Linked DNA regions of Homo sapiens: region 2 is linked to region 1. Evidence: chromatin loops called from intact Hi-C (ENCODE). Cell type or tissue: MCF 10A. All regions are shown on one strand. Links, peaks and the distances in the headings refer to the core of each region. The heading gives the core; the rest is flanking DNA.

Region 1 (15,975 bases), core at 4,986-12,985:
CCCACTGCACCCAGTTTTATGACTTTCACAGAGTAGGCATTCGATCATGTTATATGAATGAAAGAATATCCTTGCTGTTATTGGCAGTGATTTGAATAGCAACTGCTTATTCTCAGAGCTCGGATGTCTGAAATCACTATACTATCCTCTGTCCTTCAGAAACAAAGACTAATCTCCCAGGCCATGGACTTTTGAGTACATTTTCCAGAAATATTATCATCATCAGATTGCATTTGTAATTGGTTAAGAGTGATTGAGAGGAGAAATTTATTTTTTTCTTCCTTACAACAGTTGTTCAATAGAACTTTCTTTTTCTTTTTTTTTTTCTTTTTTCTTTTTTTTTTTTTTTTGAGATGAAGTCTTACTCTGTCACCAGGCTGAGTGCAGTGGAACGATCTCGGCTCACTGCAACCTCTGTCTCCCGTGTTCAAGCGATTCCCCTGCCTCAGCCTAGTAGCTACCATGTACATTGGAGCTCTTGAACATTAAAGAACTACATAAAAGGTGGTCAATATGACTGAGGAACTAGATTTTATATATTATTGTATTTTTAATACTTTAAATTTAAATCTCAAGAGCCACATGTGACTAGTGTCTATTGTACTGAAAAATGCAACGCTGTGTAGTTCTTGCCTGGGACATGGTTGGTGCTAATAAGTTAGTTGAATGAGTGAGTGGATGTTAAACATTTAACATCTTTTCACATCTAATTTCTTCTTTGTTCTTCACAACTACCATTTGAAGAATTGTAGCAGAGCAATTATTATTGTACAAATAATGGTGATACCACTGCTATTATTGTTGCTACTATTAGTACTAACAGTAACAATAGCCCTAAAGGACAGGTATTGAGTTTCTCCAGGCACCTGCCAGGTACTTTAGACACAATGTCTTATTTATTCCTCATAATAACTTCAAGAGGTGGTGACTTATTTTACCTTTCCTCTTCATTAGTTTGCCAGGGCTGTCACAACAAAGTGCACAGACTGGGTGGGTTAAACAATAGCAGTGCGTTTTCTTAAGTTCTGAAGGCTACAAGTCCAAGATGAAAGTGTTGACAGGTTTGGATTTTCCTGAATCCTTTCTCTTGGCTTGCTGGTAGCCACCGTCTGCTGTGACCTCACTTGGCCATTCCTATGTATGTGCACACCCCTGGCGTCTCTCTGTGTGTCCATATTTCCTCTTAGGAGGATATCAGTCATATTGGATTAGGGACCCCTAAGGATGTCATTTTCACTTAATCACTTTAAAAGTCCTATCTCCAAATAGAGTCACATTTAGAGCTGTTGGGAGTTAGGATTCAATATATGAATTTTGGGAGGACACAGTCCAGCCCATAACACTCCCAAAAAAGACTCCCAGACAAGAACTTGTGTGCAGACCATCCATTTGGGAAGCACAGTTGAGTTTATGTAAGTGAAAGTGAGACATGTAGAAAAGCCAATAAAGGGTGTCTTAATAAACCTCAATCCTGCTGACAACAGACATTGAAATCGCCCAACCAGCTGGGCATTGTGGCGCAGTGCCTGTAATCACAGCTACCTGAGAGGCTTTCACTTGAGCCCAAGAGTTTGAGACCAGCCTGGGCAACACAGTGAGACTTCATCTTAAAAAAAAAGAATTGCTCGACCAGAGCCTGGGGAGGTTGGGGCTTCTACATTGGACAACCCTCTGGCACTTGGGGATTGCCTCTGCCTCTGGCTGAGCAGGCTCTTATGATGCTGGAGAACGTCCTCCAGAAGAGAAGCAAGAGACAGGAAGATGTACTTGAGGTGGGAAGCTGTCAGCTTCAGCTGGAAACTCAGCTGTGCCTATGGGAAGGGGGGTGGAAATGAGAGAACATTAACAACACCTGTTACAGGGAGGTAGTATTGTCCTCATTTTATGGATAAGGAAACTGAAACACATAGATGTTGAGTAACGAATAGAAAATGATGGAATTTGAATTTAAATTTAGTTTATTTTTGGTTGCAGAACCCACAATCTTGGCTGCCTCATTAAAGAAACTCATTCATGGGCCTGGTGCAGTGGCTCATGCCTGTAATCCTAGCACTTTGGGAGGCCGAGGTGGGCGAATCACGAAGTCAGGAGATCGAGACCATCCTGGCTAACACAGTGAAACCCCATCTCTACTAAAAATACAAAAAATTAGCCGGGTGTGGTGGCAGGTGCCTATAGTCCCAGCTACTTGGGAGGCTGAGGCAGGAGAATAACTTGAATCCAAGAGGCGGAGCTAGCAGTGAGTGGAGATCGTGTCACTGCACTCCAGCCTGGGCGACAGTGTGAGACTGTCTCAAAAAAAAAAAAAAAAAAGAAGAAGAAGAAAAAAGAAACTCATTCATTAATTAAACAACGTTTCTTGGGCATCTTCTATATGCCAGACACTGTGCTAATGCAGGGATATAGTGGGGCCACACACAAATCTGCTCCCAAGCAGGTCATGGTTCAGTAGAGACTTATCCAAGAATGAGTCAGTGGTGAAGCTGGGGTGATAACCCTGTCACAGTCTTCTTTCCTGCCCACAAGCTGAGCTACAAACCCAGGTGCATGCACTCTCAGGCTGTGTGCATTCTTCTTTTAAGACTACCTTCTCATTCTTAGATATCAGTCCCTTTGTTGACGTGAAACATCTCAGTTCTTTAGTTTTGTTCCAAAAAGAGGCTACCTGGGAGATGAATAGAAAGTGAGTGTGAAGTTTGTCACTGGACAGTGTTTTCTACTACTCATTCATGTTTGCTCTCCCACCTCACAATACTCCTTGCACAAGCCAGCTCTGCCATGCACCGTGGTCTCTGCACTTCTGTTCTGTGACATGGCCGAGGTGAACATGGCAAAGATGCCTAAGGGACTTCTGGTAAGAGACCTGGAGCTCCATCTGTGATCTGCTTGAAGGGATCTTATGGCAAGTGGGGAGGGATGGACTGAATCTAGCAGTCTCCTTGAATTACTTGGAAGGAAAAGGAAGCTTCTGTTTCCCTGATTTGTGGTGCTTTCAATCAAGTTCATTTATTCAGAGGTGACAAGCACATGAGGTTTACGTTAGAATGTGTGCATTTATGTAGCTACTGATGATGCATATTTAGCAAAGATCAATATATTATACCTGTTTTGACATTCTTGTCTTTTTAGCTGGCAAAACCTTACTTTTTGGTGTCCAAATGTGTGTTGACTTACTCCGTCTCATTTGAGTCTCATAAGAGTTTTACAGTGTGGAAGCTGAGGTCCAGAGAGATGAACACTTGCTCTACTTCCCAGGGTTCTTGGGAAGAATAAATGAAATTATAAATGGAGAAGGAAGTTTGGGAAATGGAAAGTAGAGCATTATGCAGGTGTTATTGTTTTCCAAGTCAAGTGTCTTTTTAGTGACACATCTGGAGTCAGACAGCTTGCTTTTTCACTTCTAAAACAGCACAGTGATCACAGTGATTCTGTGATTCTGCTGCTACAGGATAGTTGTTTTCACTGAAGCCTTTTAGAACATCAAAGGAATCCAATTCCTTCACAGGTGAACACTGAACATCTTGATGTTAAGCAAGTCTGTGAATTACCATTACTACATGTTCCAGTTATTACTGCTGCAGAACAAATTACTGTAAATTTAGTTGAGCAAAACAACATCCATTTTATTAAGCTTCCAGACTCTGTGGGTCTGGAATTCCAAAAAAAGCACACAGTGGGAATGATTTGAATCTGCTTCATGATATCTGGGGCCCTCAACTGGGAATACTGGAAGGCTAGAGGTGACTCTATTGCTGGCGGCTGAAATAACCTGAAGATTCTTTCATTTGCATAACCAGTACTTAGAGAGGGAATAAGACCAGGACTGCTGACTGAAATACTTACATGTGGTTTCTCCCTGTGTCTTGGGCTTCCTTACAGCATGGCTGCCTCAGGATAGTTTTCTTACATAGCAACTCAGGGCTCCAAGTGCAGGTATTTCACTAGACAAGTCACAAGCTGAATTGTCTTTTAACATCTGCCACAGTCTCTTGGTTGCCAAAAGCTTACTCAACTAGGAAACAGGGACAAAGACCTCACTTCTTCATGGGAGGAGTATGTGCGAGGTCATGTTGTCGAAGAGCTTCTAGAATATGGGAGATACTGCTGCATCTATCTGTCCAAAATACAATTTGCTATCTGGTTTCATCTTTTTTGCTCTTTTTCCTAATTTCATTTTTTTTTTAAATTATAGACTCATATGTGCCTATGTAAAATGTTTCAAAGTTTATTTGAAAAGATGTGCAAATATTAACACAAACAATGAACAAACATAAATCATAGCTTTGGGAGCAAGAGAGAAAACAGAAGCATAATTTACATTTTCCATCTGGCTCCATAAAGATAGCTTTTCCTGAGACTCTATGGAGAGAAAATTAGCCACTGGATAAAAATGTAAGCCGTTCCACCTAACACTAATAGCATTTATTACAAAGCAATTACTGATAGCCTTAAACAGCTTCTAGACTGCAGCTGTGATGTAGACACACATTCAGCTTTATACATGTTAAGTGGACGCCTACCATCCTCTCTCCCTGAGTTAATAAAAGCCAACTACATGTGAAACAGGGTGATTGACAACTATAACCATAGTAGCAGCATAAGATATTGCAAGGGGAGAGATTTGACAAGCAATGGGTATTTCTGAGTAGGAAGATGGGAGCAAGTAGTGTGTAGTGTCGCAGATAAAAGCTTCCATTGGATCACATCAAAGCTTTCCTGACAAGTATGTGTTCCTGGGAACCAGACAAGAAACCAATTTCCTGAGAAATCTTTGGAAAGGGGTTTTATATAGGAAAAATCAAAGCAACACGAGGTGGCTTTCCAAAGTCCAGGATGGTTTGTATGAAAAAGAGTGTTAACATGCCTTTGCTAGACTGGCCATAACATTTGTGTTTAGATTTCAAGGACACCACTGACGTCAGATAAGCACACACACACAAGCACACATCATGCTCAGATTAGGTTTGTACCTAATTATGGTTTTAGTCTGTGGAGTTGCTAGAAACATAAAGGTTAGATTATAATAGGATACTTGCAAAACTCCTAATTGAAAAATCTTTATCAGCAGTTATTGAACACCTACTGTGTTCAAAGTTCCAGAAGACACATAAAGATGTTTGACCCTGGAATGTTGCATTCTAGTTGGAGAAACCAGATGTAAAATGTAGAGTGTTGTGTTGCTAATTGGATATGGGTTTAAGAGATAAACTGAGTGTTGCAGACACTGCTTTTGTTGGGAAGATTGTGTACTCCCTGAGGCTGAGGCTGTCTGGCAAGTATTCTCAGAAGAGATAAATCCCAAACTGAATTTGGTGGGTGGCTAGGATTCAAAAGGTGAGAGACTGAGGCATTCCAGACTCAGGCTGAGGGAGCAGGGAAAGAAAATAGGGGTGTACAAAGGTGTGGGAGCAGGGATGCTATGTGTGGGCTTCCGCAGCCCAGGGAGTAATGACAACTGAACTTGAAAAAACTGGTCAGGTCATCTCACAGAGGGCCTCGAATGTGAGGCTGCTGGCTGTTTAGCTGGAGGCAGAGGGAATCACTGCATGTCTTTGTTTTTGAGTGAAGCCAAGAAGAAAGTTCAGAGCTCTGGGACTAGCAGCAGCCAGAGTTGAAAACAACCCCATTCCAGCAATCCCAGCCTTTCTCTGAGGCCTGCCTTTGATTTTATAACTTCCTACCTAGTGACAGCTCTGATAAGGACACTTGGGCCACCACATGAATTACTCAGATCAAATTAAAGTTATCAATCTCCAGTACAAGTAGAAAAGAGAATGAGGCTGCTTCTGAGTCTGAGTCAGAGTAACTGAGGCTTTAGCAATCAGCCTGGATGCTTGGGGAATTGCTGTGTTCCAGGGGCCAGTGTTCCAGCAGGTATTCTGCTTATAACCCACAAAGGAAGGTGAAAAAGTCTGCTTTCAATTCCTCACCACTGCCTGGCTGCACATCAGCAAGGGATGTGCATAGAGGAGCCCCTTATCCTCTTTTATCTAGTAGAAAAGGGTCGGGAACAAACATTAGAGAGAATCAGGTTGGGAAAGGGAGACAGCCCATGTGGGCTTAGGCGACATCCTGCTTGTCTGTCTCCTGCCTCCCTGCTTCATATGGATGCTCAGGGAAAGGCATGGGGCATCAGCGAATGCTCAGCATTGGCAATTCAAAGATACTATCCAACTTTTCTTCCTTTGAACAAACAGCACAAAAGTGATGGGGAATGAATGAGAAATATGTTATTTTTAAGCAGCAACTATATACATTTTCTCAAAATGCAAGGGAAGTTATTTATTCATTTAACAAATATTTTTTGAGAAGCTACTACACACCAGGCTCTGGGCAAAGAATGCCATGGGGAACAAGACAGGGCCCTGTATCATGGAGCTTTGGTCTATGTGCGGAACGGTACTATGGAGGGACTAAGCAGGAAGCTCAGATGGGTGGGTGGAAGAGTAGGTGGAGGCAGGAGGCTTCAGGGGCACTTCCTGGAAGAGGTGATATATAAGCTGAGACTTTTGTAGGAGTTCAAGTTAGTCCAACAAATGGGCTAATCAGGGAGCAAATAGGAAAGAAGAACTGTCAGCAGAGGAACAACTACATGTTCAAATGCCTGGAATATGTCTTAATAGTTTCATGAAACTAAAATACAAAAATAAGACAAACAAAACAATGAAGCTGGCCTATACAGGACAAACAGAAGAAAATGTTATTTTTCTTTTCTCTGCATTCTCATCTCAACCCTGCTTTTCATGAATTCATTTGGTCATTCATTTTACAGTCAGATATCAAGGCATAAAAGCAAGGGGACAAAATGTTTAGCTAAGGCAAGAATAGGACTCTGTTCCTTTTGCTCTCACCTCTTTGGTCTCAGGCAACATACATTTTGGAGCTGAGTGTGCTTGGGCTTGAATCCTGATTTACTCTTGAAATCTTCATTTACTAGCATTGTTACTTTGGTCATGTGGCAAAATGCCCTTGGTCTCAGTTTTCTTATCTGTAAAATGATGTACAGATAATATCTACCACACAGAGTGGTCTGGATAATTCAATGAAATAACACATGTATAAAAATAAAGGTGCCCACTCCACAGTGATCTAGCTTGAGGTTACCGCAGTGTATTTTGTTCAGCCCCAAGTTCACATACAGAGACTTGCCCTTTGCCTCTCTTTGATCTCACAGTTGTGGGGAGTACCATGGAGACATATCTCTGGAGGACAGCCAAATGATGTAGTGTGGTAATTTATGGCATGGGTTAGGTATCACACCACTCCTGGACCTACTGGCTCTGGGTGGGATGCCCCATGCACTGGAGGACTATGTAGTCATCCAAGAAGCTCGGCTCTGACAAAACCCCCATGCACTCAAACAGTTCCCTGGCAGAGGCCCTTCTCTCTGCCCACTCCACTGGGACCTCTGCAGCAGCAGCCCTTGTCTTGAAGTCCACTCACAGATTGGGTTTCTGCCATTTGGGAAGCTTCCTCCTTCTCTGTTACTCAGTTGGGGTGCACTTCATCACCAATGAAATGAAAACCCAGATTGTTAACACCTAAAAAGCTTTTCATGTTACATCTGGGAAGGTACAGTTTCTGACCTCTACTTTGCCTTAAGAAGCAAAGCAAAAAGCAAGCAGAATTTGTTTCTATTAAGAGAAGTTTGAGTGCCTGAGCCCTGGTTACTTAGCCCCTAGAGTCTAACAGCCTAGATCAATGGAGGCTTCTTCCGACCCATTTCTTCTTCCTCTTATTTTTCCCCTGGTTTCTCTTCTCTTTCCTTTCCAGCTTCTTCCTCCTTTCATCACATTCCTACTGGAGATCATAGTCAATTTTTAGTGCAGTATGCCCCTGATTCCTCTAGTGGCCACCGCAACCCATCTTTCCTGAGCAGCATCCTCTTATCCGAGTATTAAATAGATGGGACCTAGTGACCCCCTCTCATGCTTTTTAAGCCTGGGAATTTCATTTCTACCACAACTTGGAGATTGTTTTCCCCCAATAAGTAATATTCTGCTATTCTCTTTCCTAGAATGTTAATTTCCAGAAAGAGCAATGAATTACCTAGAAAGAGCAATGAAGCACAATGAAATACCTGTATATCACCCCCAGAAGGATTAATGTCAATAGGGCTGATAGTTACAAGTGCTGGTGAGGGTGTGGAGCAACCTCGCTAAATGAGGATGGGGTGAGTTCCACAGTGATACTGCTTCTTCACATCCTGAAGTCCACAGCTGCTCTTGGGGTCACCCTAGCTCACTGGTTCTCAGAGTGTGGTTCCTCAGCCAGCAGCATCAGCTTCAGCTGGAAACTTAACAGAAGGGTACATTCCTGTGCTCCAGTCCAGACCTACTAATTCAGAAACTGTGAGGGTGGGGTGCAGCAATTTGGGATTTTAACTCTCACCCCAGGGGATTCTGTTGCATGCTCAAGTCTGAGAACCACTAGTGTAACTCTTAGTGGAGCCACTGAAAACTTGGTAAGAGCAGCTACAGATGAATGCCTTGGGCTAATTCTTCCTATCTGCCCAGTCTGGGCTTCCCTCTCCCTATCAACTTATAACTAGCACACAATTCACGAGGCATGGTTCTTTTTCTTGATTGCTTTGAGCAGTCTTCAGAGGTTCCTAGCTACTACTGATCCATAGAATATCTCTACAAAGGGTGCTAGGGTGGGTTTAAAAAGGGGGAGAAGAGAGGAGAGACAGGAAAAACATCTTTAATGAACTTATTTCCTCTTTGATATGCAAGGAGGAGAGGATGCAAGAAAAAAATAGGGATTATTCCTTGTCACCCTAAAAGTAGCCTAATCAACACATAACAAAATTGCCACAGCTAAAATGCATTGAAAGACAATCTCATTTACTCTTCCTGCTACCCTGACTAGGGAGAGAGAGCTTCTGCTGGAGGACCAATCCATCCTCGTGGGCATGGGAGAGTCCTGCTCATTGGTAGGTAACAAGCTGCTGCTCTGCCATGTTTTTGACTCCCACCACGAGCACGGCTGCTTATGCACGGTAAATTAGATGTGGCTGCCGTGCTGACATGGACAAATTGGCAATTACAGCGGAAATAATGCTGCTCTGGACTTCTGTTCCTGAGCTCGTGCTTGCCAGAGATTTCAACAGCAGGTTGCCTCCTCCTGAGTCAGGTGTTGCCTGCGGCATCTCTGCGAACCTTTCCTCCCCTCTCTCCCGGGGAGGAAAGAGCCGCGCAGGCAATTTGCCAGCTGGGTCTCTGGCGTCCTCAGCCACACAGCAGTCAGAGCCACTGTCACGCAGGTGTCTCTAGCACAAAACTCACGGAAGCAGAATCTGGGGTGGTCGCGGCTCCACTGAGACTATGGGGGTTCTCTGTGCAGGCTCCCATAGCTAAGCAGGCTAGGCTGGCTGAGGATGAGCCCCACCAACGAATCAACATGTGCAAGGCTTTTTTAGCTTTGACAGTTACCAAATAGAAATGTCAGAACGAGCATGTGGTGTCTGTAAGTGCTGAATAACTGGGGGGACAGACTGGATCTTCCTGTAGTCATTAGGCATTTAAACATGATTTCTTTCGGGATGGCTTCTGTGAACTTGCTTGTCTGCTGGGGAGTGCTGTCTTTCTTTTCCCTGTCTACTTAAGAACTGACCTTGATATTCACAAACAAATGGATTAAAATCGATAGAACTGGGCTTTTAAAACTGGAATGTGTGCACACATTACATGGAGATTTGTTAAGATGTAGATTTTAATTCATTACTGCTGTGGTGCGGCCCAAGATTCTGCATTTCTTGCAAGGTGCTAAGTGACGCTGAGGTGACGCCGCTGCTGCTGCTGGTCTGTGGACCCCTATCTGAGCAGCAACACTATAGATCAGCAGCAGCTCCCAGACCTATCTGTAAGTTGGAACCATCTGGGGAGCTTAAACAACTCTTGACATGTGTGAACACCCGATATAGTTTGGATTTGTGTTCCGGCCCAAATCTCATGTCAAATTGTAATCCCCAATGTTGAAGGAGGGGTCTGGTGGGAAGCGATTAGATCGAAGGGGCGGATTTTCCCCTTGCTGGTCTCGTGATAGTGAGTGAGTTCTCACGAGATCTGGTTGTTTAAAAGCATGTAGCACCTCCCGCTTTGCTCATTTCCGTCTGCTCTGGCCACGTGAGATGTCCCGGTTTCACCTTTCCCTTCAGCCAAGATTTCAAGTTTCCCCAAGCCTCCCTAGAAGCAGAAGCCTGTACGGCCTGCAGAACTGTAAGCCGCTTAAACTTCTTTTCTTTATAAATTACCCAATTTCACGTAGTCGTTTATAGTCATGTGAGAATAAACTAATACAACACTTTTCCCCACAACTGTGATTTAATTGGGGTGGGGAAAGGCCTGGACTTTGAAACTTTGACTCCTAAGTGATTCTTAAGTGCATACAGCTTGGGACCCACTGCTCTAGAGGAACTGATAAACAGCTGGTGCCTAGTAGACTCATCAGCAGCCCAATGAGCAAGGGAGCTGGGGTGAGGGAGAGCAGCGTCCTCTGCTAGGGCAACTTGTAAAGTAGGTTTGTTCTGTCTTGCAAAGATGGCTGGGTATCTAAATCACCTGAAACCGTGTTAACAGTTTGCAATTTGGGGCGTCACCCCAGGTTTACTGAATTTGAGTTTGTGAGGTGGGGTCCTGGAAATGTGTATTTTTAACAAGCTTCCCGGGAACTTGGGCATAACCAGCCCAGCACAGGTGTGGACTTGCCTGAGTTGAACACTCACATCTCTCACAGGCTTTTCACTGGAGTCACTTATTAGTTCCTCCAAGCCACCTGCTGTTGAACGATATTAGATATGCATTCTTGGAAATATAGTTTGCTCTGTTACTAGATGTTAAAAAAAATCTCATATGCTGCAGTTTCTCTCCTACTACAGCAGCTAGTGGCTGGCCATAGTGTGTACGACTGAAATGATTTCAGAACCTGGGGACCAACCCAGCCTTTGCTAGTGGGACGTTAGTGCCATCTTGGCCTGCCCTCTGGGCTTTACCAAAGAGATGACTACAGTCTTGGGAGACAAAACTGTGCTTGGAGCTGGGCTCTGGGCTCTACCGTAAGGCTCAGCCCTCGTGAACTTGCGAGCCCTGGAGAGGTTCTCCCTCTGAGTTACCTTTTCTAGCTTTGTGGGCTAAAGCCCTAGCCATTCTGTAGTTAGAGATTTGTATCTCCTTTCTGTTCCTTTTTTTTTTTTTTTGTTCCTTCAGGGGCATTCAAGTGTTTAGATTGAGCTATTGAGTATTGAGTTATTGAGTAGAACTGAGGAATATTAGAGCTGACACGTCTCTGCGGGTATCACCATCTCTCCAGGGCTTGGTTCTGGGCAAATTGACCTCCTTAACCTTCTTGGGTGCACGTTGAGTCTTTTTACTCATATGATTTCTGCCCATGTCCTTCCTTCAGGAATATGCTTCTACTTCTATCTTCCCGTTAAGATACATCCTTCTTTCAGTAATACCAACTTTCTCTTCTTCTGTGAAACTGGTCAGAGTGAAGGGTGGTAGGAGTTGGTATTGAAAATGTAAAATGGGGCTGCGTGTCATGGCTTATGCCTGTGATCCCAACACTTTGGGAGGCCGAGGTGGTTGGATCACCTGAAGTCAGGAGTTCGAGACTAGCCTGGACAACATGGTGAAACCCTGTCTCTACTAAAAATACAAAAATTAGCTGGGCATGCTGGTGGGCGCCTGTAATCCCAGCTACTCAGGAAGCTGAGCCAGGAGAATCGCTTGAACCCGGGAGGCGGGGGTTGCAGTGAGCTGAGGTCGCACCATTGCATGCCAGCCTTGGCGACAGAATGAGACTCCATCTCCCCTCACCAAAAAAAAAAAAAAACAAAAAAAACCCAAAAAAAAAACAACGGACCATTAAATGACTAGCTAAGATGTCTGGATTTAGCCTATTAAGCATGGAACACCAGAGCTGGGGAAAAAACATGATCAGAACTATGCATGAGGAATATTGAGAATAAAAACCAAGAAATGGGAATAAGTTATGAGGCTATTACAAAATTCAAGTGAGTGGTAAATTGTGTGAGCCTCTCTTAGGGGAGCAGAAATTTAGAAAAGGCAATAAAAGTGAGCAAAATAAAAAACATCCCATCCAAAGATAAGTAACCATTTAGATATATTTAGGAATTGACACCAAACTTCTGAGGAGATGAGACATGTTAAAATGCTTTCATAAGCAGGAAAGTGCCATGTAAAAGTAGGATATTGCCACTAGTAACTCATGTCTCTGTTGCTCATGAGTTTATCCAAATCTTAGAAAAATAGATTTAATGACTATCAAAAAGGTTGATGAAAACAGAGGGCATCATATCTATGATGTGGTGACCTGGTTTGTCATCAAAATGAAGTTACCCAAATATCACATCTACTTTTAAAGCAATCCAAATTTTAAGTCTGAAAATTCTGCTTTGAAATGCCACAAAAATGAAAGTTTCTCAAGTGAGTCATTCAACAGGACAGGCTGTTCTTTTTGGTTGTTCTATTCAAGCTACTCTCCAATCTCAAAAGTTTAAAAATACATGTCTGTGTCCCAATGGAGTCATCATCTATGGCTTGGTACAACAATTTATGATTTAGATCCAGGAAACAACTTGAATCACCTATTTCTCCACTGGGTTTTTAATAAAACATTTCTCAACATAAACTTGCAAATTGATGTCCATGTGCTATTTCCAATGGAGATTAGTACAACAGACTACCATTAAAATCTAATGGGTTTCTCTTGGAAGCTACAAGTATTATAAATGTTTTAAGGGAAGGGAATCATGTCTTAATCTTCCTGGAATCCTTCAAAGATCCCAGTCCTGTATCTGGCCCAGAGTAAGCAATCAATAGATATTTGTTACATTAGATGCAATTGCTGTAGGTTAACAGTATTTGTCTACTTGTTAATAAGTTACTGAAACATTCTGATTAACGTAAACTTACCTAAGACATGTATGAAATGACTATCATGGATTTAGACCTTAGTTGTGCTATCTGATTGGAACTGACAGCAATCCAACTCAAAATGACCTAGACTTTAAAAAATTTATTGCTGTTTGTCATGGGAATACCAGAACTATGTTCAGAAAAAAATTTTTTTTTTTTTTAAAATCTTTCAGGTGTGCTTGCTTCTGTATTGACTTTATTCTCCTGTAGGGTGTCTCATTGTTATGCAAATATGGCACCGGCATCTGCAGGCCTACATTCTATAAGCTTCAAAAATATAGAAGAAACAAAATTCTTTTCAATTATTCCAGCATCAAACTCAAACTGACTTTTATAAGCTCTGATTGTCCAAGCTTGGCTCATGGGCCCATCCCTGAACCAACCATTGTTACCAAGGAATATGAAAGTCACTTTTCCTAGCCCTGAGTTATTCCTGGATCTGGGGAATGATGCTAACTTCACCAGAGCCACTCAGGCTGAAAGTTGAGAAAGGTAATTTACAAGGGACAATTAAGATTCTGCTACTGGAAGGTAGAATAGATGCTGGACAGGCCAAAAATAGTAGATACCCATTTCAAGAGGATTGACATATATATCTGAAACAAGTTCAGTCTTCAAGGAGCTTAGAGTCTGGTACTCAAACTATTTACAAACTTTGCTGCAAAAAAATTAACACGTATTTATATTCCTGAGTGGAATTCAGACTTGGAAATCTAGTTTGGACAAATTGTTCAAATGCAAGGGACTTGTACAAAACTTTGTACATGGGATTCCTCAATGTTTGATCAGGCTTCCCAATAGTTAAATATACATCTGCCCTAACCTTAAGTCTATTCCACCTGCAGTTAAATGAGTGAACTTTGTTTTTACTTGGAAATCAGTAGTACCTTCTTAAAAACCTTATGCAAGTACATATATTCCTAAGACATATTTTCCATAGCAATCGTTCCTTAGAGCATAATCCCTGCTGGTTATGTAAGATGTGGGCTATGTGCCTATCAACAGACACCGAATCCTTAAACTCCATTGTTACTGTTGTTCTTTGATGACCAAATAGCACCAATGGATGAAAATAAGAGACATGCATGTCACAAGGAAGAGGCTGCCATCATTTGCATCCAGGTGTGATTTTCTGTGCTTAGACTTGCTCCTTACTCAATGTCTTAGGTTGGGTTTCCTAGAAGCAGAGTCAGACAAAATTCGTATGCAAGTGATTTCTTGAGTGAGTGCTCTCAAGTATGGTCCTTAAAGGAGCCAGGGAAGCAGGAGAAGACTAGGGAAGAACCTGGATGAAGATGTAGGATCCTAGCCTCAGTGTGATGACAGAAGGAGCTCTGGAGCATGAGAAGCATCCCAGTGTCGTCCCTGGGGAGGTAAGGCAGCCAGCTTCTAATACACATATTGTTCAGTCAATGGCAGCAGTCTTCTCCCTGCCCCATTCCTTGCAGTATTGTGCTTTGGGTAATCTCTACGGGATTGCTGGAGAAAATGGTTCCTGTTGATAAGGATTATTCTTAAGGAAAGGGTGACAGCTGTGAGCCATTTGCAGCCAACGCTCCCAGTTGGAGACTGGGAGGAGCGTTACCGCACCAGCCTGTAAAGGGGATCTGGGTAATGCGTGAACAGCTTATGCTGTCACAATGGTAAATTATAAATGTGTGGATGCTAAAGTCAGTCTGGTAGACAGTTCCCTTGGCTACAGAGACGCATTGACAGTGAACAAGTTTTGAACACACACACACACACAGTTTGTGGCTATACTCTCACTGTAGGAGATTGTAGGCCTGCCTGCCTCACTTTGGGACATGATTGGCAGTATTGTGTACAAATTATTATTTCAGCAGGAACAATGGAATTGTTGCTGTAATGCAACAAAAGTGCTTTCCCCTTGGAATGCTAGGAAGACATCCCAAAGATTTTCACAGTAGTTCTTTTAAAGGAGCATCAGTTTGAAATTCATTGTTTTCTGAGTTTTAAGGTTAATATGACCATAGGAAACAATAGGTTGTAATCTACTCTTAGTTCTTGTTCTATAGCTTGCCATTGGCATTGCTAAATAGACAATGCAAAGAAGAAGGGTGATTCTTAGTTTCCATCAAAGACTAGCTCCAGTACATTAACTAGAGTGTATCATTTCATAGAAGGGCAGCTCCTGAGAAGAACTGATGAAAACACATTCCATTTACAGAGAAAGATTAAACTGGGCCGTGAAGTAAACATGGCCAAGAAGTAGAAATGGTACTCTTCCTGACAAGTAATTCTAAACTGGCCCACGCTGAATTTAGGGGCTGCAGGATCTACAGTCCTTTCTGGCCTTTCTTTACTGTATTAATGGGAACATCCAGAGACCTTCTTTGGGAATGAAGCAGGTTTTCAAAACAACATTCATCATCAGGTTATAGTGGCTGCAATACAGCACTGAGGGCATGAGGCTAGGGAGTGAGGGACAATCTCTTTCTCTTGCCTTGGTCCTGATGGGTCTTGGATGGTGGTGATTTGGGGGTGGGCATGGGATGGGTAGGGGCAGGTGGTGTACTGCCTACAGGATAAAGCTGCTCTCATTTGTAATTACTGTGGGGAGGTGAGGCAAGGGGGGAGGCTGTTCTGGCTTTTCTAATTTCAAAAGATGCCTAAAGGACATAATAGGAGCTACATGCTTTTCATTCACAAATAGTTACACCAGAGAATGCTAACTGGGGTTTGCTACCTTAAGTGGCAAGGAATCTCTTGGAGCAGTTGGGGGGCATCATTATCTTGTTTATGTGCAAAAGAAGATTTAAGTAGATGAAAAGATGATTTTTATCTAGACAAAATGTTCCTACCATCCTGCATGTATAACCCAATTGCCTCATGTTAAAGTCATTCATGGATGGCAGAGGCAGCCAGGGCTGAAGTTGCCCATGTGTGATTGTACCTTGTAGATAAATAAGTTAAATGAGTCTGGTTCTGTTCTTCTATAAATACTAGGAGGAGCAACTATGAGAAGGAAACACTGAAGTCAATGTCCCAATGAAGACAGGGACCTGAGAAGACA
Region 2 (15,975 bases), core at 4,722-12,721, 230 kb after region 1:
TCAGCTGGTGGAGACGAAGCCTGGATGGGATCCCACAACTGTTCATTCCTTTCACTTCTGCTCCACACCAGTCTCTATTAATTAATTCTTCCACTCACTTATTTTCTCTTTTATTCTGTCACTCATTCAAACAACGAAGTGTTTGCTGATTTATTGGCCAGATACAGTACTAAAAGATGAGGAACATAAATGTGAATAAAACATGGCCACTGCTTTTGGTTAAGTTCCAGAGTCCAACCAAGCCTTTTCTTTCACATGCAGCAAATTAAAAATATTATAAAACGTACTAGTTGTATCTGGGCTTCCCTGCAATCCCTCGACTTCTCTGTTCTCTGTTTCCAGATGTTCAGGTGTTTACCTCGGGGTTTGCCCAAGCTGATTCCGATGCTGGCTGCCAAAACTGGGCTGTGTAACATCATTGTATGCTCTTTGTAAATGCAGAAAGACCTGGGGTTTTAATAGCCTTTCTCCACCCACCCTAACTTCATTTTCCTCAGGACAATAACACAAGTTTAAAGCCAAAGTCAATTATGACAATGTTATTATTTCTTGTGGGGAAAATTGATGTTACTAACCTATAATGTGTGCCAGACTCCTGAAACTTACACAGAAATTCTTCTTGGAGACAAGGAAGACAAGCTTCAGAAACATGTTTCATATGAAAGAAACAACCAGGGTCTTTGTTTTCCCAGACTGTTTGGTCACTTGGGCTCAGAATGTACCTAGTGAAATCTCATCTATAAGATCTTTTCTTCTACATCTTGGACTCCATGTACCCGACTCAGGCCCACACAAATCCCATAACAACACATGTCTGCCACCAAGCACCGCCTGCAGTGACAAAGGCTGGAGCCCACTAGAAACTGCCTCTTGGACTTGACTCTCATATAAGTTTTTAATTTTGCCGAGGGATTCCAGCTGTAACCAGAATCACCATCTCTGTTAGCATTGCCACTTCCCACCATTTTCTATCCCTTCTCTCTGCCTTTTTTTTTTTTTTTTGGCAGTCTAAAACTCTAGTAATTATGTGACTATCACTCACTTATTGATTTTCCTCCCAGTGAAAAATAAGACAAGTACATTCTTTCATTTATTACTGTATCCATGGTGTCTAACGTATAGTTGGCCCTCAGTGCATATTTGTTGAATGAATCATGATGATGAATTATTGCTATAATCCTTATTGTTTTCATCTTATTCACCATAATTACCATATCTTCTCCCACCCCTTTACTATCATAATCATCATCTTCACCATTATCAATACCAATATCATCATCCTTTCATCATAACCTCTCCTGCATCAATGGTGCTTTACAGTTCTCATGGTGCCTTCCCATCATTGTCCACTCAGGTATTCTGAGCTCTCCTCCTTGTTCTCAGGTGAAGCAGGCATGGGAGAATTATTATTATCAGTCCACGGATGTGAACCAAAAAAAGGTAAATTAACTTGCTCAGTCACCGTCTGGGGCAGGAACAGAACCTCAGCCTTGTTGGTTTCTGTGTCATGGTATTTATGATCTACTCTGCCCTGAGCAAGGGTTATTTGTGAATAGCTTTTGAAGCAAAGCTTTTTCTTCTATTTTTCTCTTATAGCACTTTAGATGATGCCTGGCATGTGGTAGGCAATTAAAAATATTTATTGAAGGACTATCTTAGTCTATCCCTGCTGCTCTAACAAAATGCCACAGACTCGGCAATTTATAGATAATAAAAATGTATTTCTCACAGTTCTGGAGGCAGAGAAGTCGAAGGTCAAAGTGCCAGCAGATTCAGTGTCTGGTGAAGGCTGCTCTTGGCTTCCAAGATGGTGCTTTATTGCTGTGTCCTCACATGACAGAAGACAGAAGGGCAGAGGACCTAGCTAGCTCCCTCCAGCCCTTTTATAAGGACACTAATCTCATTCAAGAGGGTGGAGCCCTCATGACCTAAGCACCCCCCAAAAGCCTCACCTGCTAATACAATCATCTTGGTGGTCAGGTTTCCACATATGAATTTTGAAGGAACACATACATTCAACCCATAGCAAGGACCAAATGGCACGTACATCCTCCATGATGTAGCCTCTAGCTTCCTCTTCAGTCTTTGCGTGCCCACAGTTCAGTGTTCTAGCTCAGAGGAACTCTCTACATGTCCAGAGCAGTCCTGGCTTTCTGCACCAGCTTTTTGCATACTGATTGGCCTGTCTGAAATACTCTTTCCAGTACCCCTTGGCCTCTGTCCCAGTCTGCCAATTTGATAGAGGCTTTGCAGGTTCTCCCAGCTCAAATTGACCACCGTTCCCTTGGGTGATGACTATACTCTGTCACAGATCTTCTACAGCCTCTTTGGAACATTAATACGTATGACAGACTTTAAGCCCCTAGAGGGCAGCAGGCATGCCAGTATTGTTGTATCACTGTACCCCAGCATCTTGCAGTAACTGAGACTAGCAGGTAGCATTTACGGAATGCTTCCTCTCTGCCAGCCACCAGGTTCATTGATTTATATGGGTTATCTCATTTAATTCTCGTAACAACCCTATGAAGTAAGTGTCATTATTGCCTATATTCTGTAAATGAGAAAGTAAGGTACAGAATCATTAAATAAGAAGCCAAGGCCACTCCTCTAATAGTATCAGCAAACAAACGACCACATTTAGTTTTTCCATATGTAAATCTGTCCTTGAATCCTTAGCACCTAGTCAGGTACATAAAAAAAAGTTTAATAAGTGTGAAATGTGAATTACATAAATAGAAAAATTATATTAAATGATTTCTAATCTCCAACTCATTATGTTTTGTGCTTGATTTTCTTAGGGAAGATATTGTATTTGCTCAATAAGGGTACTGAACATTTAAAAATTGCTAAAATAGATTGTTAACATTCTCACCACACAAAAAATAACAGATTCGCAAAGTGATGGATATGGTAATTAACTTGATTGAGTCTTTCTGTAGTACATACATAGATCAAACATTACATTGTACTCCATACATCTGTACAATTATTATTTATCAATTAAAAATGAATAAAAAAAGAAAGGGAGACTATTTTCAGTGTTCTTAACAACTCTCTCTGTACCTGTTCTGGTGGGAAGATATGGTGGGTGGCATTCTCCACAAGGTAGTAAGATTAACGTGCCTTTCTTTGCTTAATGCATTTCCTGTCTTAAAATGGTGGCCCAGCAGCAAGTCCTAATTGCAGGGGTTGTGTGCCATTTCCTGGCCCCTCCTCAGGCCACCTTTCACATGAATATAATCTGACTAAGAAGGTGGCATTACCCACACAGGATGCCTACTTCAACATGTATAACCAAGTCACAAAGCCTCTTGCCTGTTTTCTTCTTAGAGTTTCGCCTAAGAAAAATGGCTTCTTACCAAACTCCCCAAACCCATAATTATAACCACAATTTCCTTGTGTCTGGGGTACTGTTTTCAAAGTTGCAGATAAAACAAATGCACACAGGAGTAATTTTTTTTTCTCCTTACCCCTGGGAAAATCAAGAAGGCTTCAGAACTTAGATCAAAGAGAATGGATTTACCTGCCTTTGTCTTTGCTACCCGCAAATAAGGATCAGATCCCAGCAGGGACTGTGAAGGAGCAGGAGGTATTAAGCCACTGAAGACTCCCTCACCTCACTTCACTTTCTTTTCTGTAGGGCACGCCTCCCAGAATGTCTGTCCAGAATACCTGTTTCTTTTGGATTCTGCTTGTTTTGATAAGATTAGTTTTTATGCTAAACCTGGAAGCGGAAGGGCTGGGGCGATGTCAGGAGAGACTAGCCCTTTATACTGGTTTCCTATTATGACTAGTAATAGTGTGGAGAAATCTCCCCAGCAGTTTTGTTCTGCTAAAATTTCTCACTTTTAAATGTCAACAAGGAAGGTTGTAGAGTGGGGAAGAGATTCTGGTAAAGCTTTAACTTTTGAATAAATCATAGCCTCTCAGGCCTGACCCCAAGCTTCCTGGAGGACAGAGTGAAACTCATAGACTCTGCACCCCCAAGAGTGTACATGGCTCACTGGAATGGGCCACTGACTCAGGCAATTAACTCCCCAAAAGCTTTACAACTTCCACTGCTATGGTCAACAATTAGCATCTTAATAATTATGGTCTTCTACCGACCATGACTTGACAGCTCTGAATTGTGTGTACAATCGCCAGTGGGTCGTAAGGGGAAAATTTGTTTGTCACGGCTAAGCTTCTTTATATTATATTAATACTGGCAGGTGTCAGCGTGTTGGGTTGCAGGATTTGAGTTGTGCATCAAGCTTTGCCTGCTGTCTTTCAGCGGAGAAACAACCCTTAGGGCAGTCACCCTCTTGTGCTGTTGGTATCACCTGCATGTGAACCACTTGAAGCCCTTGCTTAACGCAGCTTTGTGGGTCCGCACTGCAGAAACTCAGAATTGGATTCTCTGAAGGACTGGCTCAAGAATCTGAATTTTACAAACTCTCCAAAAGTAAAGTTTGGTAGTGACTGAGGTACCCCAAGCTACTGAGGACTGAGTGTCTATGAGCTTTGGTGTTGTAAAACTATGGATTTGTTTTTCTTCATTATTCATTGGCTGGAGGACATTGACTCCCAGCTTTAATATGATTTGAAATAATGTATAAATTTCTTAAATTGTATTACTTTTGCATTTATTCTATAACACATACATTTATTGAGCACTTTCTGTGTGCCAGGAACAACGCCAGATGCCTGGCTACAAAGAGGTATGAAACATGAATTCTTATTCATGAATTCAAGGAACTTCTAATCTCTTAAGAAAACAAGTATGTACAATTAGGTGCTAGAGGAGCTATGAAAGAGGTCCACATGGATAAAATGGAAATAGAAAGGAGAGAGTAATCCTACCTGGGGAACATGGTGGTGTCATAAATAGTTTCACATAAAGAAAGATGTATAGGTGTTCACCAAGCAGATAAGTTAGAAGAAAGATATTATTCTAACCTGATGGAGCAAAGACATAAATTCTAAAATAACAAGACAGGTTCTGGGAACTGAAGGTAGGTCAGCATAGCTGGAAGGCAGGATGATAGGTGGGGAAGGAGAACAGAGTAAGAAATTATCCCTAAGAGATAAGGAGGAGGCAGATCATAGTTATCTGTGGTAAGGAATTTGCAATTTAGTCTCTAGAATAGTTTTCTCAAAGTGTAGACCTCGGGATTTCCACATTAGAAACACCCAACTGAATCAGAATTCCCAGAGGTGGGGTCTCATCCTACAGATTTTTACAAGCATCCCAGATGACCAGTATGCCAAGCTTGGTATCTACTGTTTTATAATGTGGAGCCAGTGGAGGGTTTTGTGCAGGGAAGAGAAATGATTAGAAAGACTATTCATTGGGGTGGATGATAGGTTAGTTGGACTGAGATTGGAAGCTAGTTAACAGACCATGGCAATCCTCCAGGTGAGAGATGACAGAGGATTTAGCTAAAGTAATGTGCATCTTGGGTATGAAGGATGGGAGATGACTTGAAAGGTGTGCTAAAAGGGTCAGATTTATAGGACAGAATCTAAATAGAAAATGAAAGAATTCTGAGAATATAGTGAAGTCAGGTGCAAAACATAGTGTTTGTGGAAAGTTTTAGCCACTTTTCTGAGGTCATGTCTATTTTATATGACAAAGAAATGAAGTTGTCTTTCATCAGGACTTCCTTTGTATGGGCAGACACCTTTTTCATTCTTATGCAAGCATATGTGCACAAACATCACACACAAGTTTGAATAGCTACAATAGTTTAATAAGAATTACAAGCAGGATTGTGGATAGTGAAGGTAACTGTTTTCTCAGAGACATAATTCTGCATCACACACCTAGTAATAATATGTTTGAGATATTGTCATTCATTTATGTATTTGTGTTGAAAATAGACACAGAGAAGAAAGAATGTTTTCTGACATAATCACGTCTCCAAAATGGCAGGCTGTCACCGCAAAGAAGAAAACCCATCAGTACTGGAAGACTTCCCTTTGCTCATGTAGTTTGCTAGATTATGCTGCCCTGCAGGTTTCTCCTACGTGAGTGCATTTGCTGTATATTTCTAAAAGACCAGGCTTTATGTGGGAATAAAGAAAAATGTATTAAATAACCCTATGATAGTCAGAAATTGTTCTGGAACCTACAAAAGTCACTAACCTACTTCTCCTGTAACTAAATTGAAACCACCAAGATCTGGCATCTACTTAATTTTGTCTTTCCTTCTAAGATCTGCAAAATTAGAAAGTGTTATTAATCCCTCTTCAGAGAGAGGAGAGAGTTTCACTAGTGTCCCTGTCTGGAGAAGAAAGAGGAGTTAGCACGTGCCTCATTCTCTCTTGTCTATTACTACATGGTACTGCAACTCCAGGGGACATCAGGAAGGGACTATACTATCAATCAGAGTTTAGTCTGTGGTTAAGAGCATGGACTTGGATTTGGATCTCATCTGTACTGGTTGCTGGCTGTGTTGGGTTGGCAGTCTGTTCATTTCTCATCTGTAAGATGTGGATATTTATTCCTGTTTCATTAGGGCTACTCATTCATCTATCAACCCATTTATTTAACAAATACTTATTAATCACTCCTTTCATAAATGACATGATGACCACACAAAAAAGATATAGTTCCAGTACTTGTGGGAGTTTAGATTCTATTGCAGGGGGGAGGGCAATAAAGCAGGTAAACATAGAATAATATATCAGATGGTAATAAGTGCTAAGAAGCAAAGCAAAACAAAGTAAAAAAGAAAAGATGAGAAACAAAGTGGTCCTTTTTGGAAATCAGGGTCAGGTGAGCTTTTCTCAGACTGTAACATTTGGGCAGAGACCAAGGCAGTGCAGTGCAAGTGCAAGGCAGTAACCTGCCCAAATATCTGGGAGAAGCATGTTCCAAGGAGAATGGACAGCAAAGGCAAAGGCCCTGAGGCATGAGGCTCCACACATTTGAGGATCAGCAGGGGCAGTGCCTCCAGTAAGGAGTGGCTGGAGCAAAAAAGTGACCAAGGGAGAGAGGAGTCACTGTTCCCTCTGCCTAATCAGGCAGTTCTCCATTAGCTATCTGGGAGAAGAAACTTCTAGACAGGGAGAACAGTGAGTATCTAGGTTCTCAGGCAGGAGGGTGTTAGAATGTTCCAGGCCAGGGTAAATTCGCCAAGTTAGAAACTGATAGGAAGCAAGATCAGAGTGATGAGAGGGCCAGATCATGTAGGACATCCGAAGCCAAGGCAAGGACCTTGGATTTTATTCTGAGAAAGAGGGGATCATTGGAACATGCTGGGCAAAGGAGTCACAAAATTGGATTTACACTGTGATGGGATCATTCTGGTTTTAAAATAGACAATAAACTATAGGGGCAAGTTTGAAAACTGAGCACTCAGAAAGGAGGCAAAAGCAATAATTCAAGTAAGAGATGGTGACTCAGTCCAGGTGCTGGCAGAGGAGGTGGTAAGGGTGAAAAGTGGTCATATTCCAGATATACTTCAAAACTAGAACTGGCAAGCTTCACTGATGGATTGAATGGGAGGTGATAGCTTTGAGTGGTGTCTAGCATCCTGCATACATGGCCTCTAGTCACGAAGGGAAGTGTTCTTCCCCTAAAGGATTATAACATGGAAGATTTTACTTATTTTTATTTGACAAGGGTATGGTGAGGGGAAACTTGAGAAGAGGATCTGGATTCCAGAACCTGGGGCTCTGTCATTGGAAATGTTTACTGTGAGTCATCATGGTTGCTCTCCTTAACCCAAAGAACAGTAGGCTCCCTGTCTTCCGGCAGAAACACAAACAAGTCCCTTTGCCTTCTTCACACGAACATCTCTTATGTCCCTGTCCTTCTCTTAGCTTTAATTCAAACCAAATCTTACCCAGAGAAATTATAAGGACCTTCCAGCTTCTTACACTGTAGAGACAAACTGCAAAGAAGGGAGAGGAGACACAGATCTTTCCTGATTGTACGAAGTATGATAAAATGGTGTTTCAGTAACGAAAGTATGGCAGCAGAAATCCACGTGAAGGATTTGCTTGGGTAGTTGCATCAGGTGCAGTCACTTAAAGCTGTGCGGAACCGAGAGCTCCCTCTTGTGGGATGAGACTCAGTTCACTGCTTTTCTGCCCAGCTGTGCCGGCTTGCTGCATCCCTGGCTTCACTCTTCTAACAGAATTTACCCGAGATGCAGGTCGTCTTCTACAGGATGGGGAGGAGCAAGGGTGGTCAATGTGGAATACAGGTCACATTTCTTCCAGATCATATCATGTCACAGCAAGGCTGGGCTCTGCTGAGTTGAATGCTGTCTCTGTCCTCTCCATAGACTCTTTCTTATTTATTGCTCCCCCAGCTCCACAGCTGCTGGCTTTCAGACACAGGGGCGAGGCCGGTCTCCTTCCTGGAGTGGGCTGTTCTTTTGCCTGCCTATTTAGAATTATGCACCAGATTTTATTATGATTCCACAAATTAACAATAACGCTAATTTTTGAAAAGATTATCGTTTTAAACACAATACAATAGCATGAACTCAGGGAATAGTTTGTTATAACTAATAATTCAGAAGACCTCAAACCCTTTTTTTACTGAGCAGTAATAACTAGTGTTTCTAGAATATATATTTTTTCTGACAGTAGAAACAATAACTAAAAGGATAACCATTCTAACACAAAATGTTCTACGGATTAAAATGCCATTTGTTTCTAAGTAAATAAGATGTCCTTACAGACCCACATTTTGTTGAGCTATGAGAGTATTTGGACTTTTATCACCGTGTTAATTAGGAAAGGGAAATTCAGAGCAACAATTGTGGTTTCTCTTAGGAACTAGGTACAAAATGATTAGGGAAATAAGGAAAGCTCTTACTATCATGGAGGATAAAGATGTGGAATTGCCGGCTTGAAGACTGGAAACATGAATGAAGAACATATGGGCTGGAACAAATGTATGAAACTGAGCTACACACCAGTCCTGGGAATGTTGGGATCTATCTCTTGGGTCAAACAAGATCCCTGGCACAGATGTAAACTTCTATAAATGTTTGTAGATTAAATGAACAAAGATTAGTTTGGGACTAGAATAGTGGGTAGAATAATAGCTGGCTCAGATCGAGGATGAAAAGGTATCTTTTGTAATTTTTGACTTTGCCAGTGGTTTGGGGAAAGGGTGGTGGTATGTTTTGGCACTAGGAGATAAGGTTTAAAAGGATCCGCAGAGATACAGTCCAAGTCCCAAGGAAGCCAGATCAAATTTCAATTTCGAAGGCAATGTCACAGTAGGGTAGTGATGCAGGCCATTTATTGTCCACTTGGTTTCTTAGACACAGACCAGCTCTACTGACTATACACAGACTGTTATTGTTTTTTTCAGTTTTCCAGTTCAGAAACATATACTTTTGGTGGAAAGGTGATCCAAGAGATTTGTAGGCAATTCAGTAAAAACTCATACCTACTAATGGAGAAAATATCAAAGCAGCCATCTTGATGAATTAAATGGCCATCTTGTGCATTAACGACTATCTGGCAAAAAGAAAGTTGAACTACTGTTCCTAAACTGAGTATGTTTATTTCCTCCTAGTCAGCTATAGAAAGCGGCTGTCTTAAGTCTTTGCCAGTTTGGCCTCATTAATTGGTCCCATCAGACTGGTGAGCTCCTTCTCAGTGTGGCTAAACAAGGTTATACTTCATAAGCAAACAGTGCTCTAGGAAGTGATTAGAAAATTTTTTGTTTAGGCAAAGTATACCCTGTCCTATACTCCTCTCTTCAGTCCTTGTCGTATTGGTTTGAACAAGAACATTAAGTACCTGATAATCAGTCTCAAATCTCTATTTATTTGATTCCAATTATACTGTCTATAGTTGACTACATCACAGGATAAGAATTCCAAATCTTAGAGAAAAAGATAATTTGATATTGATTCTGAGTTGGTAGGAAAATATCCAAATGTATATATGCTCAACCAGGACAAAACCTCAGGTAGAAAAACAGTGTTCTCGTTGGAGAGAAAAATGTACATTATTGTTTTTTCTCCATGCTTTTTTTTTTTCCATGTCGGAACTTTTATTAGACAGAAAATTTTGGCTTTATTTCCTGCCCCTCTGATCTACATCTCCTAGTCCATTTTGAAGACATAGTCAAATTCATCTTCATAAAGAGTCAATTTGATCATTAACACTCTCCCCTTTAGTAGTTCCCTATCATCTATGGAACAGAATTCTAACACCTTGGTTTATAGCTGGGCATTGATGACACAGTATTAATCCCATTATCATTATTATCTCTACCATCATCATCATAAACATGTGCTGAACATTTAACATGTGCCCAACGCTAGGCTTGGTTCTTTATCTCATTTTATCCTATGAAGAAGGGATATTGTTATCCTTATATTAGAGGCGACAAATATGAGGCTTAAGGAGGTTGTCACTTATTTAAGGTCATGCAGTTAGTAATCAAGCTGGAACCCAAAGTTCAAATAGTACCAGCCCAATTTTCTCTTCCAACCCTCTCCCATACTTCCTCTTAGACCAGACTTGCTTTCTCATTGTCCCCTGAATTGGCCTCAGCATTCCCATAGCTACATTTTTGCTGTTATCTACTACAACTCAGAATGCCTGCTACTTTTCTTTTTATTCTTCTAAAATCCTGACAATTTCCAATTTTTTTAAAAAAATTTCAAATCTGCTATGGAAACTAAATTCACTTTAGGAGATCACAATTAACCTCATACCAAAAGCAGACCAAGAAATTATAAGAAAATAAACCTGCAGCACAATATCCTTCATAAATATTAATGCTAAAACACTCAGCAAAATAGTGCCAAGTCAAGTATAACAATATGTAAAAGAATAATATATCATGGTTAAGTATGGCTTACCTGAGGAATGCAATGTTATTTCAACATTCAAAAACAAATTAATATAAATCACCATAACAAACTTAAAAGGGAAAACCATATGATTATCTTAATAGATAAAGAAAAATCATTTGAAAAAAAATCAAACCTCAGTAATGATAAAAACTCTCAGTAACATAAGACTAGAAAAGAAATTCCTTAAGATGATAAAGGATATCTTTTAAAACCTATTGTGTAATGGTAAAAGATTGAATACTTTTTTCCTAAGATTTACACAAATTAAAGATGTCTACCTTCACCACTCCTTTGTAACATGATACTAGTTTTAGAGCAGTCAGGCAAGAAAAATAAAATTTAAAATATGCAGAAAGAAAAAAAAAGAGGGAGAGTATGAAATAATAAATCTGTTTCTTGTCATAGGTGACATTATTATCTGTGTATAAGATTCCAAGAGATCTACAAAAGGCTACAAGAATTGATGAATGAGTTCAGCACGGTTGCAGAATACAAAGTCAATTGTCTGTAGCAATAAAAATTTTCAAGTTAAAATTTAGAAAGCAGCACTATGTGCAATAGCACACACATACACACACACAAAACAACAAACAAGCAAATCATGAACTATTTAAGTATAAATTCAACCACATATATGCAGGACCTGTTAGGCAAAAATTTCGAAATATTACTGAGAGGAATTAAAGAAGACCTAAATTGTGGATATATACCATGTTCATGGATCAAAAATATTACATTTTGTTAAGATGTTAATTTTCCCCAAATTGATCTATAGGTTCTTTCAGGATAATTTTTATAGAAATCAATAAACTTATTAAACACTTATAGCAAAATGGAAAAGGCCTGTTATAACCTAGGCAATTTGAAAGGGAACAAAATTAGAGATCTTACACAATCTGATTACAATGCATATCATAAAGCTACAGTTATCAAGACAGTGTGGTATTGGTATAAAATTAGAAATACAGATATAACACCATGGAGTGTCTAGAAATAGGTCTACGTACATATGGTTAACTGGTTTTCCACAAAGGAGCCAAGGTTATCTAATGGGAATAGGATAATCTTTTATACAAGTGGCTCTGGGAAAAACTTAATATCCAATAAGCAAAAACATGAATGTTAACTGTTAGCTCATACTACATAAAAATTACACTGAAATGAGTCATAGACCCAAATATGTTTGCTAAAATCACAAAACTTCTAGAAATAAAATTAGGAAAAACTATTAGTTACCTTTGGTTTGGCAAAGGTTCTTAAAATGAGGCACAAAAAGCACAAATTCTACAATTAAAAAATAACAACTTGACTTCATCAAAGTTAAACTTCCAGTTTTTGAAAGATACTTTTGTGAAAATAAAAAGACAAATCACAGATTGAAATAAAAGATTAAAAAAATCACATACATCATACAGAGCTTGTCTCTAGAATGTATATAAAAAGCACTTGAAACTCAGTAATAAGACAAAAGAATCAGTTAAAAAATGAACAAAAGAGTTGTAAAAACCCTTTACCAAAAGAAATATATCGATGGAAAGTTGGCACAAGAAAAGATGTTCAATATTAGTCATTAGGGAAATACAAGTTAAAACCACAATGAGATACCACTACACACTTACTAGAATGGCTAAAATTAAGCAGATTGATCATAATACATGTTGGCAGAGATGTGGAGAAATTGGAACTGATAGGAATGTAAAAGAACACAAAAGCTCTAGAAGACTTTTGGTAGTTTTTTTAAACATTAAACATATGCCTAGCATAGGACCCAGCTCTTCCACAACTAGTAACTACCAAAGAGAAATCAGAGCATGTATCTACATAAACACTTGTACATGAATGTCTATAGCAGCTTTAATTATAATAGCTAAAAATGAGATCTGAAGTGTCCATCAATAGGCAAATAGGTATAAACAAATTCTGGCATATGCATACAATGAGATTCTACTCAACTATAAAAGAAAAAGAACTATTCATAAATGTAACAATGTAGATCAATATTAAAATAATCATCCTGAGTGTAAGAATTAAGAGGAGTATGATCTATTCATATAAATCCAAACTAATATGACAGCAGATTAGTGGTTACCTTTAGCGGGGTGGGAGTAGAAAGACAGATGACAAAAGCACATGAAAAATCATTTATGGGTGATAGATAATATTTATCACCTTAATTATGGTCAATGTTTCATGCTTATATGTCAAAACTTATCAAATTTTACATTTATACTATACACTATTTTATGTCATTTATAGCTCTTTTAAAGCTGTAAAACAATTAAAAACTAAGTTATTAGAAAAAGAATAATATTCTTACAGATAATGAAACTAACTAGAAGTAGATGCCAGGAAAACAAATGGAAATCTTACCTAATATTCAAAACTGAACAAGAAGAAATTTAAGAAGTTACAGAAGCTATGAAAAAAAGCATATATCAGAATTATCAAAATTCAGAAATGAGGTGATCAGAGGAAAGGAAGATTAGATCAAGAGTTTGTGGAACTCAGAAAATAATACAAAATAAAAAATTCAGAAATAAAAACTAAACTAGAAAAAAATATGTGAGTAAATAGATCCAAAGATAATTCCTTAGAAGATGAAAAAGAAGAATTTTGAAAAATAGAAAAACAGACCAAAAGGATTTGTGTGAAAGTGACAGGAAAAGAATATAGGTAAAGAAGAAAAATTATACATATGTTTTGAGTCACTAAAGGATAAATTCAAAGGAATGGAAGAGAACAAATTCTAATCACCATAAGTCAGGAAAACTTCTTGGAATTAAAAAAATTATGTTTTGAACCTACATATTGAAAGAGTGTGGTTTGTCCTTGCGAAAAATTACTTTATAACAGAAAACATTGAGATTTATTCCAAAAATAGGAAGTAGAAGGAGAAAGAGGAGTAAGAGGAGGAAAAGGAAGAAGAGAATCAACTTAGTAGGAATGAGTATCTCAAATACACAAATTGTGGTTTCTCGATGTCATTTTCCATTAAAAGGAACCGGAAGTAAAGGTAAAAGTAGCTGATTCTGGAGGTCGCAGCAGAAAGTATACAAGGTGATCCTGGGGTATTTTATGATACAGAAAGCAGAAAAGATACCAAAGTCAACTAGGGTGATGGCAAAAGGATTTAGCAGCCAATCTGAATTAGATTCTACTGACCAAACAGGGGGAACCTTGTCCATCAGTAAGGATAACTGCAGTGGACTGCAAGACATTAAACATGTTTGAATCCAGCAGTTCATAATGATAATATTAATCATGGCAACAATGATAAAATCAATAAACTAGTTTTTGACCTTTTCAAGATGGTAGGGAACCATTCATCATTTTAAAAACTGGTAATTAAAGAAAACCATCAAGCTTTATCTTGTCTTTCTGGTAAGATTTATAGATCAGGGTGACAAAAGAGTTCATGAGAAAATTTCTTCTTTGAAGAATTTCAGCTAACAGATGAAGAAGGAATGATACAATTATCATATGACTATTCTGCAATCCCTAATGAATTAATGGTTCCAGGCATTGATCATCAGTGGCTGCTACCATCACAAAAACATAAATAACTATACATTATGCATTTCCAGACGGAAGTTCATCTAAAAATAGTCTTACAACTACACAAATAACAAAATCAAACCTGAATCTGACCTAAGCTCTAGGAAGTTAGCAATTTTGAATATGTTATTATTAACTGTAGTCATGGTGCTGTGCATAGATCTCTAAAAGTCATTCTTCTTGTAGAAGAATGCCATTTATAGCTCAGTAAAGCTGTAAATATAAACAATTTATTTTATGTCATTTATAGCTCATTAAAGCTGTAAAACATTTAAAAACAAAGTTATTAGAAAAAGAATAATATTTTTACAGATAATGAAACTAACTAGAAGTAGATGCCAGGAAAACAAGGGTAGAAGAAAACTTTCTACCCTTGGACAACAGCTCCCCATTCCTCATCTTCCTACCCCAGCCATTGGTAATCATCATTCTACTCTTTCTACTTTCCACTTCAATGAATTCAACTTCTTAGATTTCACAATTGCTGTAAGAGTACATTTTAAATGTTCCCACCCACCACATGAAAAAATAAGTATATGAGGTGATGGATGTGTTACTTAGCTTGATTTAGCCATTCCACAATGTAAACATATATAAAAACATTACATTGTGCCTCATATATATGCAATTAATATATGTCAATTAGAAAACAAAGTTATAAAAAAGAATAAAAGAGAAAAAATTATCATACTAGACTTCGGTAAAAAAAATTGCTCAGTTATTTTTAATGAAAGGTGAAAATATAACTTCTATAAGATAATAATTGTTTAGTGTACAAAAGGTATATAAGTATAAAAGTGTAAAACTAGTATTTGAATAAATCTTAGTTATTTCCTCTCCTGCCCCCTCCCACAAATAGGAAGTGAGACCTATAATAGAGGGTTTGAATTTAGTGGTCAGTTTAATTCAACATCTACTCTGAATTTGTTATTATCATACAATTGGAAGATAGATACAGAAGCCATAGGTCTTCCTGCTTTCAAGATTTTTACAACATTGTTTCCATTTTAAGTGTGTGTGTGTGAGAGAGAGAGCGAGCGAGCACTGGCGAGAGAGAAACTATTATTCAATTTTTAATTTTAAGTAATCCTAATTAATAATTTTTATGTGTTCTATCATTTAATCTTCACAGCTATCCTAAGAATTACCTGTTATTTTAGGGATGGTTTTATAAGTTAAGTAGCTTGCTTTAGGTCATTGCTGCCTGATTTTAAAACCCATACTTTCATCTTTTACAACATAATTACTTCCTTCTCTAAATGGCTCTAAAAAGAATTCGAAAAGTGGTAGTCTGTAGTATGTATCTCATTCAGTTTGTGCATTATAGACTCATTTAGGGTAATTTTTTAAGCTATTTTACATACAAAAATCCACGTCTTTGGGTTCTTCTGAAAAATAGGAAGACTGGCAAGAGATGGCCCATATTCTTGCTCAAGTGAGTAGAACTTACCCTTTTTAGGTAGTATAAATACTCTGGAGTTTGCCACGATCCCCACCAATCTCTATAGATTCTTTCATAGGCCAGCTTTATCTACCCTTCATTTCTTTCAGATCCTCTAGCCATTTGTGGTATAAACCCTGATCTATAGCACAGCATTTA

The links. Peaks named below come from ENCODE experiments on the same cell type or tissue, not always from the same donor. Only the 100,000 strongest peaks of a DNase experiment are listed, where the experiment ranks them.
Region 2: a loop joins it to region 1, with 23 times the contacts of the local background. A loop is called at or near these places in 3 of 110 quality-filtered maps.

Annotation. Positions count from the first base shown.
Region 1 is chr10:111,982,811-111,998,785 of GRCh38, reverse strand. No RefSeq gene overlaps it. Among named protein-coding and RNA genes, the nearest start is that of GPAM, 190 kb to the left of the region's middle. RefSeq lists an enhancer at 1-64. In MCF 10A, for the core only: no CTCF peak of the experiment used is centred there; a DNase peak (open chromatin) is centred at 9,145.
Region 2 is chr10:111,748,715-111,764,689 of GRCh38, reverse strand. No RefSeq gene overlaps it. Among named protein-coding and RNA genes, the nearest start is that of GPAM, 430 kb to the left of the region's middle. RefSeq lists an enhancer at 8,101-8,150. In MCF 10A, for the core only: a CTCF peak has its summit at 8,054 (motif pointing left); a DNase peak (open chromatin) is centred at 8,039.